Regions from separate parts of the Homo sapiens genome. Here region 1 is linked to region 2. Evidence: chromatin loops called from intact Hi-C (ENCODE). Cell type or tissue: B cell. All regions are shown on one strand. Links, peaks and the distances in the headings refer to the core of each region. The heading gives the core; the rest is flanking DNA.

The links. Peaks named below come from ENCODE experiments on the same cell type or tissue, not always from the same donor. Only the 100,000 strongest peaks of a DNase experiment are listed, where the experiment ranks them.
Region 1: a loop joins it to region 2, with 2.1 times the contacts of the local background. A loop is called at or near these places in 2 of 110 quality-filtered maps.

What each region holds. Positions count from the first base shown.
Region 1 is chr13:77,232,901-77,241,274 of GRCh38, forward strand. MYCBP2 (MYC binding protein 2) reads right to left here. Exons shown (of 83, transcript NM_015057.5): 18 at 256-363. Among named protein-coding and RNA genes, the nearest start is that of MYCBP2, 90 kb to the right of the region's middle. In B cell, for the core only: no CTCF peak of the experiment used is centred there; no DNase peak of the experiment used is centred there.
Region 2 is chr13:77,294,864-77,303,237 of GRCh38, forward strand. It overlaps MYCBP2 (MYC binding protein 2), which reads right to left. Exons shown (of 83, transcript NM_015057.5): 2 at 1,736-1,811. LOC124903184 (a long non-coding RNA gene) reads left to right here. Exons shown (of 3, transcript XR_007063827.1): 3 at 1,000-1,079. Among named protein-coding and RNA genes, the nearest start is that of MYCBP2, 28 kb to the right of the region's middle. In B cell, for the core only: no CTCF peak of the experiment used is centred there; DNase peaks (open chromatin) are centred at 3,818 and 5,998; H3K4me3 peaks cover 2,135 bases; H3K27ac peaks cover 6,783 bases.

The DNA.
Region 1 (8,374 bases), core at 369-8,368, 62 kb before region 2:
TTTGAAAAGAAATGGACAAGGAAAAGATATATTGTAAAATATCTCCTTTATGAAAGCTAACGACAACAAAAAAACAAGAAGCATGACAGTCACTGACAAACGGTATCACTTTCAGAATGTTCTTTCTCCTCAGGCTACATCATGATAGAAGCAAAGTAGAAGAATCAGGTTTGTGCATTTTCCCAGAGACAAAATTCAAATGAGTGGAAGAAATTGGGAAAGTATCCCACCTAGGTGATAAGGAAGACCAAATACCTTTGTGCTTGTCCCGTTTATGCTTTAGCTGTGCTGGATGGGATCTGAGTCTGGCTAGAGCCTGTTCTCGATGGTTCATAAAAATAGGACCAGCAAATACAAGGGGGCCTGAGGAGAAACATTTTGTATGTGCATAGAAAAACTCACAAAATGAAAACACTATAATGAACAAAAAATAATTCAAACTAAAAAGCATAAAAATTTATTCTTAACGGTTTTGGACATTATACTTTTCTTCCAATTTCCCCACTCCAGCCCCCCACCCCCACCCATAACCTAATCACCATTTCACATAAAAGTTAATATCTTAAATATAATTTATAAAGTACAAAACCCGTCTTGTATACTCATAAAATTATTGTGTAGTTACTAATAGTCTCAAATAGATAATCAAGAAGTTCAATTTAAATCAATCAAATTATCTTACAAATACTTTTTTAATATCATATATATTCAAAGTCAGTAAACCATGTATTCGTTGAAGACAGATATCTTTTCCATTGAAACATAAAAACTAATTTTTAAATTAACCATTAAGTTTTAACAAGCTCTTCCAGGTTTAATATTTGTATTAATCTTGCTACAAAACCAAAATAAAAATGTTACCGAGTTTACTACAAATCATAAATAGAGGTTAAGAAAACCAGATGATCAAAAACAAAACAAAAATGTCTATATTCTGCATATAGATATATGTATACACACAGAGAGAGAGAGAGAACGAGAGAGAGAGAGAGAGAGAAAGGAGCTTGGGCTTTATATTGATGGTAAAGGGGGCACCTAACCCAAATAACATTTTGGAAACATCTTTCATTAAATCATTTCTTCTAAAGTGCCACTATGTACATATATATATACATATATAAATACATACCCACACAGATTATAGCTCTTTCCACTTATATGGTATTTAAGGAAAAAATATACAGCCAAATTTATTTTAATAAAATAAAATAAATCATTTTTCCCATTAACATTTATTTACCTTGAAAAGAAAAATAAATTTTAGTTACAACTTAAAATTTTAGGTTTTTTTCTTATACAGCAGAACTATAGTTTCCTTGAGTTTTAACAACATCAAAAATGTCTTCAAATTTGAAAACACTCTAAATTTGACAGGTTACCATTAACTGAAACAGGAATTATGACACTATATAAGCACTGAACATTTTTATTTAAAACAAGTTTTTTCATGATTCTCTATTGATCTTCAGTTTAATTTTTCTAATGATGGGACAAATTGAGCCTACTGCCCTCTAATAAAATTTCATAAATGTCAAATTAAATATCAAAGTACCCTTCATTAAATGTACAAGTGGGTAAAGGAACCATATTTCAATTATGTTTCTAGATATAAACAAAAATGCAAATACCTCAAATTGTATGAAAAACCATGAATAACATATTCTATGACTACTACAGATAGAAACATGCTAATTTAATGTTAACAGAAGAATAAGTTCTCAATAATGCAGTACCAATTATTTTCTCAGGCTAAGGTTATGTAAACTGAGTTCCATTTCTAAAATGTAATAAAATTGATATTTCAAATATGAACAAATATGAACAAAATGCCTTATTTTCTTAACATGCATGATTTCTCAATTGTTACAAAGCAGATATATAAATTACTATAAAAAGTATTTTCCAACTATATAAAAAAGTTATAGATATTAAGGTAATAATATTGTTATATTACCATTTTCTGATTTCTATGGTCTGCCTACAATATTGTTTCTCCTCATGAAAATACATCACACCCACACCCGTTTAATGTCTTGCTAAATTCAATCTTTTTAGAATCTTTTGATTTATAAATCAAGAAGGCACGGGGGCAATCATGTCTAAAAATTAAAGCAATTGGGCTCGAAAATACTATTGTATCCCATGGGCTAAAATAATGTTTCTTTAAATATAGTTGAGTCACTAATTTATTCACCAAATTTTCTGATTATCTTTTATTTAGCAGACACTAGGTGAAATGAATATAATGACAAAGATACAGGTCTCACTGGAATTCAGTCCACTAGGGAAAAAAACAGAAATAAAAACACAAACTATGAAATATTACAATAAATGCTATAAAAGAAATCTATACACATTATGTCCTGAAGTAAGAAAAGATACTAAATAAACTCAGGACAATCAGCAAGGTTTCAAAGAATGACAAAAAGTTTAACAAGAGAAAAGGAAAGGAAGAGAGGGCATTCCAGTTAAAAGGAATAGGATATAAATTAGGATTTTATAAAAGCATAAAGATATTAAACAATATTGTATAGTCATTAAAAATACATGTAGCTGACTTTTACAGAGTATATGTGATGGAGCAAAAGTCTTGGGAAATTTGCTTGGAGAGGTATGCAAAAAAACAGATAATTAAAACCTTTTTATACCACAAAACTTCATTCTAGAGATGATAAGTCCCTAACCTGCTTTCAATTAGTCAACAAAAATATACTACAAATCATGGTACTAACAGGTACCATGTGAAGTTCTGGGAACCCTTGATAAACAAGATACAATCTCTGCTTCAAGAAGCTCACATTCTAATGAGGGGAGGGAGGGTTTACACACAACTAAACAAGAAATTATGACAGTATGCTATAACAAAAGGAGGCACACAAACTAGAGGAGAAGCTAACAAAACTTGAGGGTGGGAAGGTAGACAGTGTAGAGATAAAAGAAACCACCACATAAGATGAGGTCAAATAAAGGAGGTAACAAGTAGCATAAAGGTTCAGAGGTAGGGGAAAAAAAGGAAGGGCAAGGGAAAAGAAATGAGAATAGAGAGAGATGAGGCTGTAGAGATAAAAGTATATCCTTCATCCTAAGGACTATGAATAGCCTTTTGGTTTTAAACAGAGAAGTGCTACTGATCTGATCTGTATTGCAGAATGAATATTCTGGAAAGAAGGTGGCTAATGGCTTAGAAGATAAGACTGGAGGTAAGGCCAGTTAAAAGGCTTTTTGCTGTCAGATAGGCAAAGAAAAGAAGCCTCAGCTAAGGAAACAGTAAGATTCTGAAAAGTAGATATTAAAAAGCTATTAAAGAATTAAGAAGGCTGTATAAATAGAACTTGGTGATTTATTTCTTTCATTGGGAGAGGAGTGAGTAAAATAGGGGTATGAGATAACCAGGTTTAGATAGAAGCTACACTCATGTGTAGACAATGGGTAATTCAGAGTTCATCTGTAGGCAGGTAGGCAGAAAAAGCATGGAATAAGTGGCAGTGTTAAATAGTACAAGCCTTTCAGAAAGCTCTTGGTGATATATTTCAAGATCATAAAAATTATTATCCTTTGATCTAGTAACTGCACCCTAGGAATCTATCCTAAAGAAAACTCTAAAATATTTTTAAAGGATTTCACCTCAAAGGTGTTTACTACAACTTTATTCATTATAGCAACATTTTAAAAATACCCAAATGAAAGTAATTAAAAACTATAATACATCTACTAAATGGAATAATACGCAGCCATTAAAATGAGATTTATGAAATAATTTTACACAGAATATGATTTTGTGTTATTTAAATTAACAATGAGATAACATTGTTCACCACTGTTTTCCAAGAATTAAAAAGAATAACTAAACCCAGGTGTGGTGGCACATGCCTGTACAGTCCTAGCTACTCGGGAGGCTGAGGCAGGAGGGTCACTTGGGCCCAGTTGTTCGAGGCCAGCCTGGGCAACATAGCAAGATCCTGCCTCTACAAAAAATAAATAAATAAATAAATAAATAAAAGAATAATGAATACAGGTGATGCTAGAGGAAAACACTACTCTTATACATTAGTCTAGGGAGTATAAACAAATTCCTATAACATTTTTAAAACAATGTGAATTATCTGTTAAAATTTAAGACAGATATATACTCTCTGCCCCACACATTCTATTTTGGGAAAGCTCTACTATACAAACACTAATATGTAGCTCTAAGTTTAAGAATATTTATTACAGTAAAACCCACAAAAACTTACAATAACCTGAATGCCCATCAATAAATAATGGTTATATAAACTATGGTATAGCCATATTATGATATTAGGTAGTTACTGTATAGAATGTGGTAGATCCACATTTACTGACCTACAGTGTGTTCTTCTTGTATTGTAAAATGAGAAAAAGATGTTGCAAATGTATATACAGAATACTACTTTTGTAAATAAACATATGTCTACACTTTCACATATGTGTAAGTCTCTGTACATGATTATATTTTAATAGAGTAAGATATTAGACTATTAACATTTACTTTGAGGGGGGGATGGAAATGGGAAGGTAGGGGTACAATACAAGCAAAACATAAAAATATATGTATTATAACACTAAGCAAAAATGTAAAACAAAATTCAGTCAATGATATAACTAGAAATAAGTAAAACTTGATTAGAAGATGACAACGAAATAAAAACAATAATTGAATTAAGGAATAGGTTTATGCAAAACCTTGACCTAAATTCCTATATTACTTTAATATGGTATTTGCAATAAAGCACAAAAAAATTTCATGATATAATATTAAAGGGAATACAAACAGGACACCAATATCTATCACAGTATGAAATTATATGAAATAAGTAAAAAAGTGTGAGAAGTTACACCAAAATTCTACTAATGGTTCTCTTTGTATAAAGGGTTATGCTGATCTATTTTTTCTTACTTATACTCTCTAAATTCTTCATATAATACTTTAATTTAAAAAGAGACTTTTATGTGTCACTGGAATATCAGCTAATATTGGATTTGATGCGTCAAATCAAGAAAACCATAATGGTTTTAAGGGCTTAAAAAGTAATAGCAACATGCCGGACGCGGTGGCTCACGCCTGTAATCCCAGCACTTTGGGAGGCCAAGGCAGGCGGATTACAAGGTCAGGAGATTGAGGCTATCCTGGCTAACAAAGTGAAACCCCATCTCTAGTAAAAATACAAAAAATTAGCCCGGTGTGGTGGTGAACGCCTGCAGTCCCAGCTACTCGGGAGGCTGAGGCAGAAGAGTGGTGTGAACCCAGGAGGCGGAGCTTGCAGTGAGCCGAGATAGCACCACTGCACTCCAGCCTGGGCGACAGAGCGAGACTCCGTCTCAAAAAAAAAAAAAAAAAAAAAAAAAGAAATATGCCTGGACACCTATAAAATGGGACTCTCCCATGTAAGCCAGGACATGGGTTTAGCCCATCTACAGCTCACAATTATGAAACTTGGATACTTAGAAGAAAGAAGAAAAAGCTAACATTATTGAAGTTTAATTTTCCTTACGAAACAGAGTGCTGAAAAGGAATATAAGGATAAAATCATTGATATGATCATCCACTAGTTCTTCTGATGACTTCAAGAGCCCTACTTAAGAATTTCACTGAATAAGCACTTCACTTGCACAGTTAAATTAATACATCAATCAACCCAATATAATCTAAAAAAGACAAGTTATCACAAACCATTGAACTAAAATCTATAAATGAATACTATTAATACCTAAAAAGATAAATTAAAAAAATTAACTAGACTATTAATAACACAAAGATTTAAAATTAAAAAGTTCCAAATGTATGAAGAAGCAGTAATATCATTGCTTTCTTGGGTTTCAATAACACATTCCATTATAAGAGACCTGGTGTCATAAAACAGTAACTAAATTACGTCAATAGGCCTGAAGCTGTCTGAGCAAGGCTTTAGTACAAGAACTAGGGCCCAGGCCGAGCGCAGTGGCTCACACCTGTACTCCCAGCACTTTGGGAGGCTGATCACCTGAGGTCAGAAGTTTGAGACCAGCCTGGCCAACATGGTGAAACCCCATCTCTAACAAAAATGCAAAATTAGCCAGGTGTGGTGGTGCATGCCTATAATCCCAGCTACTCGGGAGGCCGAGGCAGGAGAATCGCTTGAAACCGAGAGGCGGAGGTTGCAGTGAGCCGAGATCGCACCACTGCACTCCAGCCTGGGTAACAGAGTGGGACTGTGACTCAAAAAAAAAGAACTAGAGCCCAGAGTTCTGATCATCTATGAAAAACTTAGTTCAGACTTGGTAAATAAGATGAGACAGAAAAGTCAAGTAAAATAATCTAACATAACCTAATTCTTAAATTCTGAAATGTTAACACAGGTAAAAGCCAATTACTAGTAAGTATAATTATTAACATACTACTAAATTTTTAGTTTCTAAAAAGTATCAACAGGCCAAAGAAATAAAAGATCTGTATGTATGGCAGCCGGAACACTAACATTTTATTTGATGTTTCTATTCCTCATGGGAGCAAAGCCACTACAATCTTTTCTAGCACAGTGCCAGAGAAGAGCCTTAGAACACTGTGCAAGTGACTCAGATCTATTTCCAAGACCCTTGACCCATAAATTCTGATTCATTAGGCCCAGGTGATTCTGATGCAGAAGGTCATTGGATCAAACCGCAAAGTGCAAACAACTGACCTAGCACACTAAGTCTCACACTTTGGGACCATCAGAATCACCTGGAACGCTATTAAAGCACAGTTTACTGGCTGTACTCCCCCAGTTTTTTGTTTCAGTAGAGATCTGAAGTGGGGCCTGAGAACTGGTACTTCTAACAAGTGCCCAAGTGATGCTGGTCCCTTTGAGACCACCTTGAGAACCATGGCCAGAAAGTAATGAAAAGCACAGCACCTGAAAGAGAGTCCTCCATCCAATTAAAATAAAAATATTTTTTAAAAAGCAAAGGTAAGCAAAGTATGGATGCCTTAAACCTAATCAGTATTTTTTTAAAATGGCTTCAGTTGTAAAACATAACTTTTACTCTATTTATACACTAATATGCTTATTGGAGAATATTTAGGAAACAAATTGTAAAGAAGAAAATAAAAAATATCTATAAACTCACCTGTCAGGAAAAAGCATTGTTAATATTTTGGTATTTATCTTTCTTGTTTTATCTCTATGGAAGTGTAAGTATATCATATTCATCTAATTTTGTTTTCTTATAAAAATTTGTTTTTAAATAAAAATTGCTTAATGGAGTGCTAAGAATAATATAAAGATAAAATCATAAAAGTGTCATATCAGAATAGATTTTTAATTACTTAATACAGTATAAGGATTTCCAAAGTCACTGAATGACTCTGAAGTTTGATTTTTTAAAAAATGAATACATAGTTAGAATTCTTGTCCAAATGCAAAAATATTCATTTAAAATAAAATAGGTTGGGCACAGTGCCTCACACCTATAATCCCAACACTTTGGGAGGCTGAGGCAGGTGGATCATTTGACGTCAGGAGTTTGAAACCAGCCTGGCCAACATGGTGAAACCTCGCCTCTACTAAAAATACAAAAATTAGCCAGGCGTGGTGGCGGGCACCTGTAGTCCCAGCTACTCAAGAGGCTGATGTAGGAGAATCGCTTGAACCTGGGAGGGAGAGGTTGCAGTGGGCCAAGATTGTGCAGCTGCACTCCAGCCTGGGCAACAGAGTGAGACTTCATCTCAAAATAAATAAATAAATAAACAAACAAACAAAACATACAAGCAGGCATCACTTTGCATAGTGCTGTGTTAACTGAAACACAGAAATACGGGAACTCTGTCCTCCTTTCGCATGATTCTAGGTAACTGTGGTGACTGTGAAAGGGGAGGACATGGTTCCAATGTGCACACATTTCTGTTAATTTTAGTGCCATGGAAAGCAAGGACTGTGATAATTGAGGTTCATACTGAAGATTCCACTCAAGAAAAGATATTCACTATATATTGTTTTACCAAACATGAAGGAGGGTGATCTAAGAAAGAGTTCTACCAAAAAATAAGGACAAGATAAAATTTATGTACACCAATAATCTGAACAAAGTGTTTCTACTGATGTTCTATATATTTAGGACTGCAGATGAAACCTATTTGTCACAAAATATACACTAAGTGCCTAGAACCTCAATCTATCTTTGGAAAGTCAGATACAACAACATAATTTCTTTAAATATTTAGCTAGTGGAGGATTTTTTTTTTAACTTTAAAGGGTTAATGTTTACAATTATGTTTCACAGGTTTATGTCAAATTTAAAAATAAATGGCAAAAGAATATTCTGCAATCACCAAGTTATGTCAAGTTATCAATGCACGATTCAATGTTCCTTTATTTCCTATATGCACAAATATACT
Region 2 (8,374 bases), core at 337-8,336:
TCACCAGGGTGCTCACCCACTGCCCATCTCAGGGTTAAAAATATAACTCAGTCTAACCAAAGTATCCCGTATCTCCGTGGTCAAAGCAAATGATGCAGGTAAACCGAAAATCCTACCCAAGACTTTCTGCTATGACTAGTATAAGAGATTGCCTCTTGCTCAGAGCAAATGGAGTTGGAGCTACTGGCAGCCTCAGCCTCAGTCACAGGTAATAAGTCCACACACAGAGGAAGGCAGAAGCAAGAGCTGAAAATATGGGTTTGATTATTTTTATTTATTTATTTATTTTTGAGACGGAGTCTTACTCTGTCGCCAGGCTGGAGTGCAGTGGTGCGATCTCAGCTCACTGCAACCTGCTCCTCCCGGGTTCAAGCAATCTCCTGCCTCAGCCTCCTGAGTAGCTGGGACTACAGGCACCCACCACCACGCCCAGCTAATTTTTGTATTTTTCGTAGAGACAGGGTTTCACCATGTTGGCCAGGATGGTCTCGACCTCTTGACCTCGTGATCTGCCAGCCTCGGCCTCCCAAAGTGCGGGGATTACAGGCGTGAGCCACTGCACCCAGCCAATGATATCATTTCATCCCCGGATCCATCTGTGTCTCAAGATAGAGCCACCAAATAAATGCCATCCCCCAACCTTTCATTTTATTTTAGGTTTGCTACTTTGAAGTAGATTTCTCTCAGTTACAATAGTAAAAACACTAACTTAAAAGTGTAGGAAACAATTGCCTCTATAGTTGCTATACAGGCCCAGCAAATCTATTGTTTCTTTAACTCAAAGTGAAGCTATTCAGGAATCATAGTTACGACTCCTCTCTTCCTTCTGTCTAGATGTTCAATAGAAAAGAGACTGTTATATCAAGTGCTCTGGTCACTGAAAATGTTCAGTATAAAAAAGATGGATTTTATAGAGATCTCTGCATTAGGTGAAAATAGATTCTTGGTTTCTAAGGTCTCACCTAATTCAAATATTCCATATTGCCTTTTCTTTTGCAGAGCTACCAACAGTCAAAAGAGGCTCAGAACAATATGGACACACCAAGTTTCCCTAATTCCTGTCAAGAAAGGCATATGATGAACCCAAATCCAAGTCCCAGTTTACAAGCTAATTTTACTCAAGTTTCTAGTACCTGTAGTCAGATTGAAAAAAGAGAACAGAAATGGATATGTTCCCCAAAGGACTGATCAAAGATAATAAGAATAAATAGCAAATAATTTTCAACATCCAGATATTAACTTCCAGGCTACTGGTCAAGAAAATCCCAGAAATAGGCTGGGCACAGTGGCTCATGTCTGCAATGTCAGTACTTTGGGAGGCCGAGGTGAGAGGATTGCTTGAGCCCACGAGTTCGAGACAAGCCTGGCCAATACCGTGAGACCCTGTCTCTACAAAAAATTTAACAATTAGCTGGTTGTGGTGGCATTTACTTGTAGTCCCAGCTACTCAGGAGGCTGAGGTGGAAGGATCACTTGAGCCCAGGAAACTACTGGACTCCAGCCTGGGTGACAAAACAAGACCCTGTTTCAAAAAAGAAAAAAAAAAGGCAAGAAAGAAAAGAAACACCCAAAAGAAAGATGAAACTAAAAGAGGAACCAAATCATAAAGGGCTTTTACAAAATTACTTCAGCACATACTAATAAAATGGTTTAATTATATTTTTTAATCTTGGCATTTTTATTCAAATCACCATATGAAAAAGTCCTATTCCTTATCAATTACCAGCAGCTTTACCTTGCTTCTTGTCTTCACTTTTGATTTGCTCTTCTGTTTTCTTTTCAATTTCTTCTTATTTAAAATTTTCTTATTCCTAAATATTAAAAGAAAAATGGGAAAAAAATATGAATGTTCATATTAGGACATACAAAGCTATCAAAAATGGGTATTTCCAAAGTAGACATTTGGATCTTTTTCTTGCAAAATTTCTTTATGTGAAACAATATACTTTACATACACATATAAGATACTAACATATAAAGTAGCTATTGAGAAGATAACATGGGGCAGCTAAGCAATATACAATATATATTAAATGATAATACAAATTTGAATTCTGCAAAAACATAAACTTAAAACATTAAAAAGGCATCAAATGAAGTGTTTTATACTTTATCCATAGTGGGATGTTTACAAATGTCAGTGATGTTTCCAAGAAAAAAAATCTGCTCTTTTTGGTAGTGAGGGCTACGGTGCAAAGGGACTTAAGAGCCACTTTTTACTAAACTACTATAGGAAAATCCCCAGCTCATATACTTTATGTCTCCAGCAGCCAGTCTGGATACTTCATTATCACATAGTCCTAAGACCAAATTATTCTTTAAGCAAAAGGAAGCCCCTGAATAACTTTTGAGAAACAGAAAAAAATATGTGATAAAGAATAAGAATTATGGTGCAAGAAACAAGAAGCAAGGAAAACATTTTATTTTCATTTCACTTAATATGTTTTATGTTCACCATGCTGAGATGCAAAGTAGTAAAGACACAAAATGAAAAAGACAGTTCTTGTCCCCAAGGAGCTCAGAGACTTGAATGGAAAGCACAGTTTAGTGATCTAACAAGAGGATACTACTGCTGTAATAAAGAAAAAAGGATGAAGTCGGGGGGAAGAGGGAATGCAGGGAGAACGAAGGGGAGGAGGTTGTTCCAGATGCTGAAGGGGTCAAGTCCTTAAGATTTGGTAACTAATTTAGTAACAGCAGTGACAAAAGAGAAAAATTTTAAGCCTAGGTCACTTGGAGGTAGACAATGTCACTCTTAAAAATAGAGAAGTTAGAAGGAAGAGTTAGCCTGCTGGAAAAAAAGTAATGGGTTTGATTTTGAAGATGTGTAACTTCAAAATACCAAAATGTCAACAAATAGACAAGAGTAACAAGCAGATGAAAATGTTATCCTTGACATTGCCTTCAGTTTCACTCTTGAAATCAAAATAATCACAAAATCTGGTCAATTATATCTCATAAACAGTTATTGAATCTGTCCACACCATCTTTACTGCTGCAATGCTAATAAGCTAGGTTACCACCACCTCTTACCTGGACCACTGCAAAAGCTTAACTCATTTCTGCACATCCATACCCTTCAATCCATTCTTCACATAGGAACCTAACTCAACTTTTAAAGACACAAACCTGAGTGGATAATTCCCCAGCTTAAAAATCAGTATCTTCTCAATTCTCTTAAGATAAAGTCCAAAAGCACCGACATCGTTTAAAAGATCCTCTTCCAATAACTGACCTCCATCAATCTCTCCTGCCTCATTTTGCATTCTTTTCCACCTGATTCATCATACTCCAGCAAGAAGGATATTCTTTCAGTTGTCTGAACCTGTTAAGCTTCATCACAACTTTCACAAAGGTTTTCCCTCTTCCTGAAATTCTCTACCACGTCTTCTCCTGCTAACCACTACTTATCTTCGAGGTCTCAGCATAAGTGTCACTTAAGTCTAACTCCCCACACTGGATGAGTTTCCCTAATATACACTCTCATTCATCGTATATTTATGTTTCATTGTACAGCCAATAACTGTAATTATGTATGGAACTGTTTAATGTATTGCTTCCTCGCCAAGCTAAAAGCTCCAATAGTGCAGGGGCCCTGTCTTTCTTGTTCACTACTCTAGCCTCTGTCCAGAAAAGTTCCTGGGATATAGTACTCAACGAGTATTTTAAGAGAAAGAGAAAGTATAAGAGAAAGAGTGAGGAAGGGGAGAAATGAGGAAGTTGAGAGCTACAGCTACATGCCTTACTCAGAGATTAAAATAAGGTATCTACATCTATGGTATCGACATGAGTGCATTTAAAGCATCTCTAGCCAGAAAGGCCCACTAAGGAGTTATCCTTGGGATTATTTTGCACAGACTTTAGTACAAAGGAGGTCATGGAAACTATGTATGTGGATGAGATTTCCACAAGATAGTATGCCATAAAAGTAAAGAGAAAGAGAAAGATTAACAGTGCCAAATGCTAAACATAAATACATATACCTGCTTATAGAATCTACTCAACTACTAGCATTGTGAGGGCATGATGAATGTCTATTTCAACTGTGTACTTTCAGCACCTGCATCAATGTGAAGCATCAGGGATGGTCAATAAATATCAGATGAACAAATAAATAAATAAAACACAATACGTATTCTTCATACTATTTAGGAAACCAACTTTCCTTTATATTAAAGATTACCTGAGTGAAATCAGGTATTTGAGCAACAGGAATACATAACTACTAAGAGGTTAGCCCCTTCTATATAACTTATAAAAGCATCAAAATTTATTCCAAACCAATTTTCAGAGAAGTAGAATATATAAATCCAAATTCAGATAGATTTCCTAAAGACAAGTTATAACTGACTCAAATTTTCCCAATTAGAGACCAATGTTTGTGTCTGTTTTATCTAATGGAACTTCTTTAAAGTTCAAATGACTTTACGTACATTTCTAAAATACTTCTTTCTATGCATGATGGCATTTAATTGGTTGTAACAATTCTTATGAATCTGAACCCATCAATTCTTAAGTACAGGCCATCCAAGAACTAGCTATTCCCAAATTAATTATAAATTACTTTTACTGTGTTTTTTGTTGTTGTTGTTGATTTGGTTTGCAGAGGAAGAGGTAGAAGTTTTCTAAAAGAGCCAGTAATAAGTTGAAAATTATATAAACAAAATTTGTATTCAACATTGGAAAATTTAAAAATGCCATTTGCTAGTAATATAACACACCATTATATCTCTATATTTGAGAACTAAGCTTAAACCTTTCACAATATCTGAGGATGGGAATATAAAAGAGAAACTCTAAAAACCAGTCTTACACATTAACAATTTAACTTGGAATTTCTGATGATTTAGGGCTTTATATTCTAAATCAATCGAAGCTTAATGAAGAATGTCTGGAATTGGTCCTGTAAGACTTTCAGTCTTCTCACAAAAATAACTTCATATCCATCAGATTTGAAAGAATTGTGGTTGACAATAAAAGGAAAAGGCTATTAACATGCCTTAAATATTTATCTTAAAATATTTACTTTAAAAATTCCAAAAATATTTTCTTAAGAGCTACACTGCTTAAGAAAAATCAAATACTTCTGCAATATAAGAACAAATCAATTTTGCAAATTATTCAGTGATATAGATCAATAGTTTCTCTATCAGCTTATTACTGAGTATACTTTATACCAAAAATGTAGTCATAATTTTAAAACCTCTTTCACTCAAATCTGCTTCATTTGCAAAATAAAGAGATGAAGGAGACTGAGGTTCCTTGTAAATCCTCTAAAATGCTAAGATTTTAATAAATCCAAATTTACAGAACTTCTGGAATAAAATGGTTTCAATCTTTTGCTTAATTTCTCTTAGTAATAAGAAATAAAAAATTCCTGAGCCTGTGATGTAAAGCAGGAATAGGGAAATTTTTTCTGCAAAGGGCCACACAGCAAATATTTTACACTTTGTGAGTCACAAGATCTCTGTTGCAACTACTCAATGGTTACAGCACGAAAGCAGCCATCGGCAGCACATAAAGAGAGGAGTGTGCATATATTACAATAAAACTTCCAAATTTCACATAATGCTCACAAAACATTCTCTTCCTTTTTTATTTTCTTTTCAACCTTTTAAAAATGTAAAAACCACTTTTAGTTCACAGGCTACATAAAAACAAGAATTGGGCCTCATTGGTCTGTGGGTCTTTGTTTGCTCGCCCCAGATCTGGGGCATATTTTGATAAACAGGCCCATATCAGAAAGGAAAAAAATGCTTTATAGCTATGAGTATGCAACACAGATAAAACTATTCAAAACATCACTATGCTTATAAAAATAAGCACTCCTAAAATTATCTGCCTTTTCTTTTTATAAAGATAAACTTCTGACTTCCACTTCCCTAAAGTAAGTGATTAGATAGGAGGCAGGCCAATGCGCCTGCTTCAAAGACCAGACTAACCAACGTAAGAAAGCTGTGGAAGCAATGAGGACTAAAAGAACAAAAAATCCAGAGGTGGAAGAGCACTTCCAAGGCAGCTGAGACCACTGGCTTGTTCTTCCATGGGGGTAACTGCAGAGCTTGGGCATGAGTAAGGACTGAGCTTGGCTTAAGCAGAGGAACTCTAATAAAGGAAACAAGAGACTAGTAGTGCTTTAGATGCCCATGTGGGCTGAAATGACAGACTGGAATCTAGAAAAGCTCTAGATACATAGACAGCTTTCCCAGTGGTATATCTCCTCAGAAATGTAACTGGAACACTGAAGGATGATAGAGAGGCTGGGTCAAGGCTGGGCGCGGTGGCTCACACCTGTAATACCAGCACTTTGGGAAGCTGAGGCGGGCAGATTACTTGAGGTCAGGAGTTCGAGACCAGCTTGGCCAACATGGTGAAACCCCGTCTCTACTAAAAATGCAAAAAATTAGCTGGGTATGGTGGTGCACGCCTGCAATCCCAGCAACTAGGGAGGCGGAGGCAGGAGAATCGCTTGAACCTGGAAGGCAGAGGTTGTGACGAGCCAAGAGCCAAGATCGCGCCACTGCACTCCAGCCTGGGCTACAGAGCAAGACTCCATCTCAAAAAAAAAAAAAAAAAAAAAAAAAAAGAGGCTGGGTCAAAAGGGAAGAGAAAACTTCCGTAAGAAGACAGAATCCTAGTAGAGGGAGGGAGCGGTCTATGTAATCCCTCACTGGATTGAGATAATCAAACTCCTCATTCTATCTGTCTGACACAGCAAAGAGCACACCTCTCTAGGAGAAAACACATGATCTGAAAGAAAATCATGTTCATTCATACACAGTGTTAGTCTAGTTCGGGGACACTAAGTAAACACATTAAGGGACATCAAAAGAAGCAAAATATGTGGCAGACACATAATCAAGAGAAAACCAGAAAATTAGTCAGACTCACAGAAAACCCAGATATTAACGTTAGGAGGCAAGTACCTGAGATGCAGAGATTAACAATATGTGTAAAATAATGCAATTGGCAATTTTCAACATAATTTATAAAAAAAGAACCAAGTGGACATTCTGAAACTGAAAAATAAACATCTGAAATTAAGAACTTCTCATATGATTTTAAAAGCAGAGTAAGTTACAGAAAAACAGGTTTCACAGACTTGCAAACAGGCCAAAAATAAATAAATAAATAAATAACAGAATTCAATCACGGAAACAAAAATGGGATGAACCAAACAGAGAACGAGACATGTGGGACAAAGTCAGATGGTCTCATATTCATATAATTGGAATCCCAGAAAGAGAGAAAAAAGAATGGAACAAAAGCAATATATGACAAGATAATTACTGACAATTTCCCAAAAGTGAAGAAAGAAATCAACTGAGAGATTCAAGAAACTCAGGGAACTTTAAGCAGGAAAATCCAAAGAAAAGCATACCTAGGCACAGCATGGTCATATTGCTAAAAGCAAAGCATAAAGAGAAAATCTTTAAAGCAGCCAGAGAAGAGATATGCTTAAAGGAACAATAAAATTGATAGTTTCCATTCTTTGTGTTGAAAAGGGCTGGGGGGTGGGGAGGGGGAGGTGGTAGAGTGGAGGGATGGGGGTTAGAGGTGGGGGAAAGTAACCTGGAATCATGTAACCTTTAAGAATGTATCTTTTAAGAATGAAGACAAAAATAAAGATGTTTTTAGATCCATGAAAGCTGATATAATTCACATAAAGGATTCTAAAAGTATCCTGTAAGAATGAAGACAAAAATAAAGATGTTTTTAGATCCATGAAAGCTGACATAATTCACTGTCAAGAGACCAATATTACAAGAAATACTGAAGGAAAGTCTTCCTTTAATAACTGTAATATCATAATTTTAAATGAAAGGATACATGCTAAAAGGACAGAAAAAGATGTATCTCAAGCACACTCTCCAGTGTCCCAAAAAAAGTTGGAGTGGCTATTTTAATATTTGACAAAGTAATTTTTAAGGCAACAGTATTAAAAGAAATGAAAAGAGCATTTCTAAATGGCAAAAGGGTCAAATCATTAGGAAATCATAACACTCCTAAATTTGAATGCATCCAGTAACACAGCTTCAAAATATATAAAGTAAAATTGACAGAAGTTAAATGGGAAAATACAAATCCACAATTGAAAGAGTAAGTTCTAACATACCTCTCTGTAACTGATAGAACAAGTAGAGACCAAAACAGCACTGACATAGAAAAACTTGAAAACATGATTAATCGGCCAGGCGCGGTGGCTCATGCCTGTAATCCCAGCACTTTGGGAGGCCAAGGCAGGTGGATCATGAGGTCAGGTGTTCGAGACCAGCCTCACCAACATGGTGAAATACCGTCTCTACTAAAAATACAAAAATTAGCCGGGCGTGGTGGCACGCACCTGTAATCCCAGCTACTCAGGAGGCTGAGG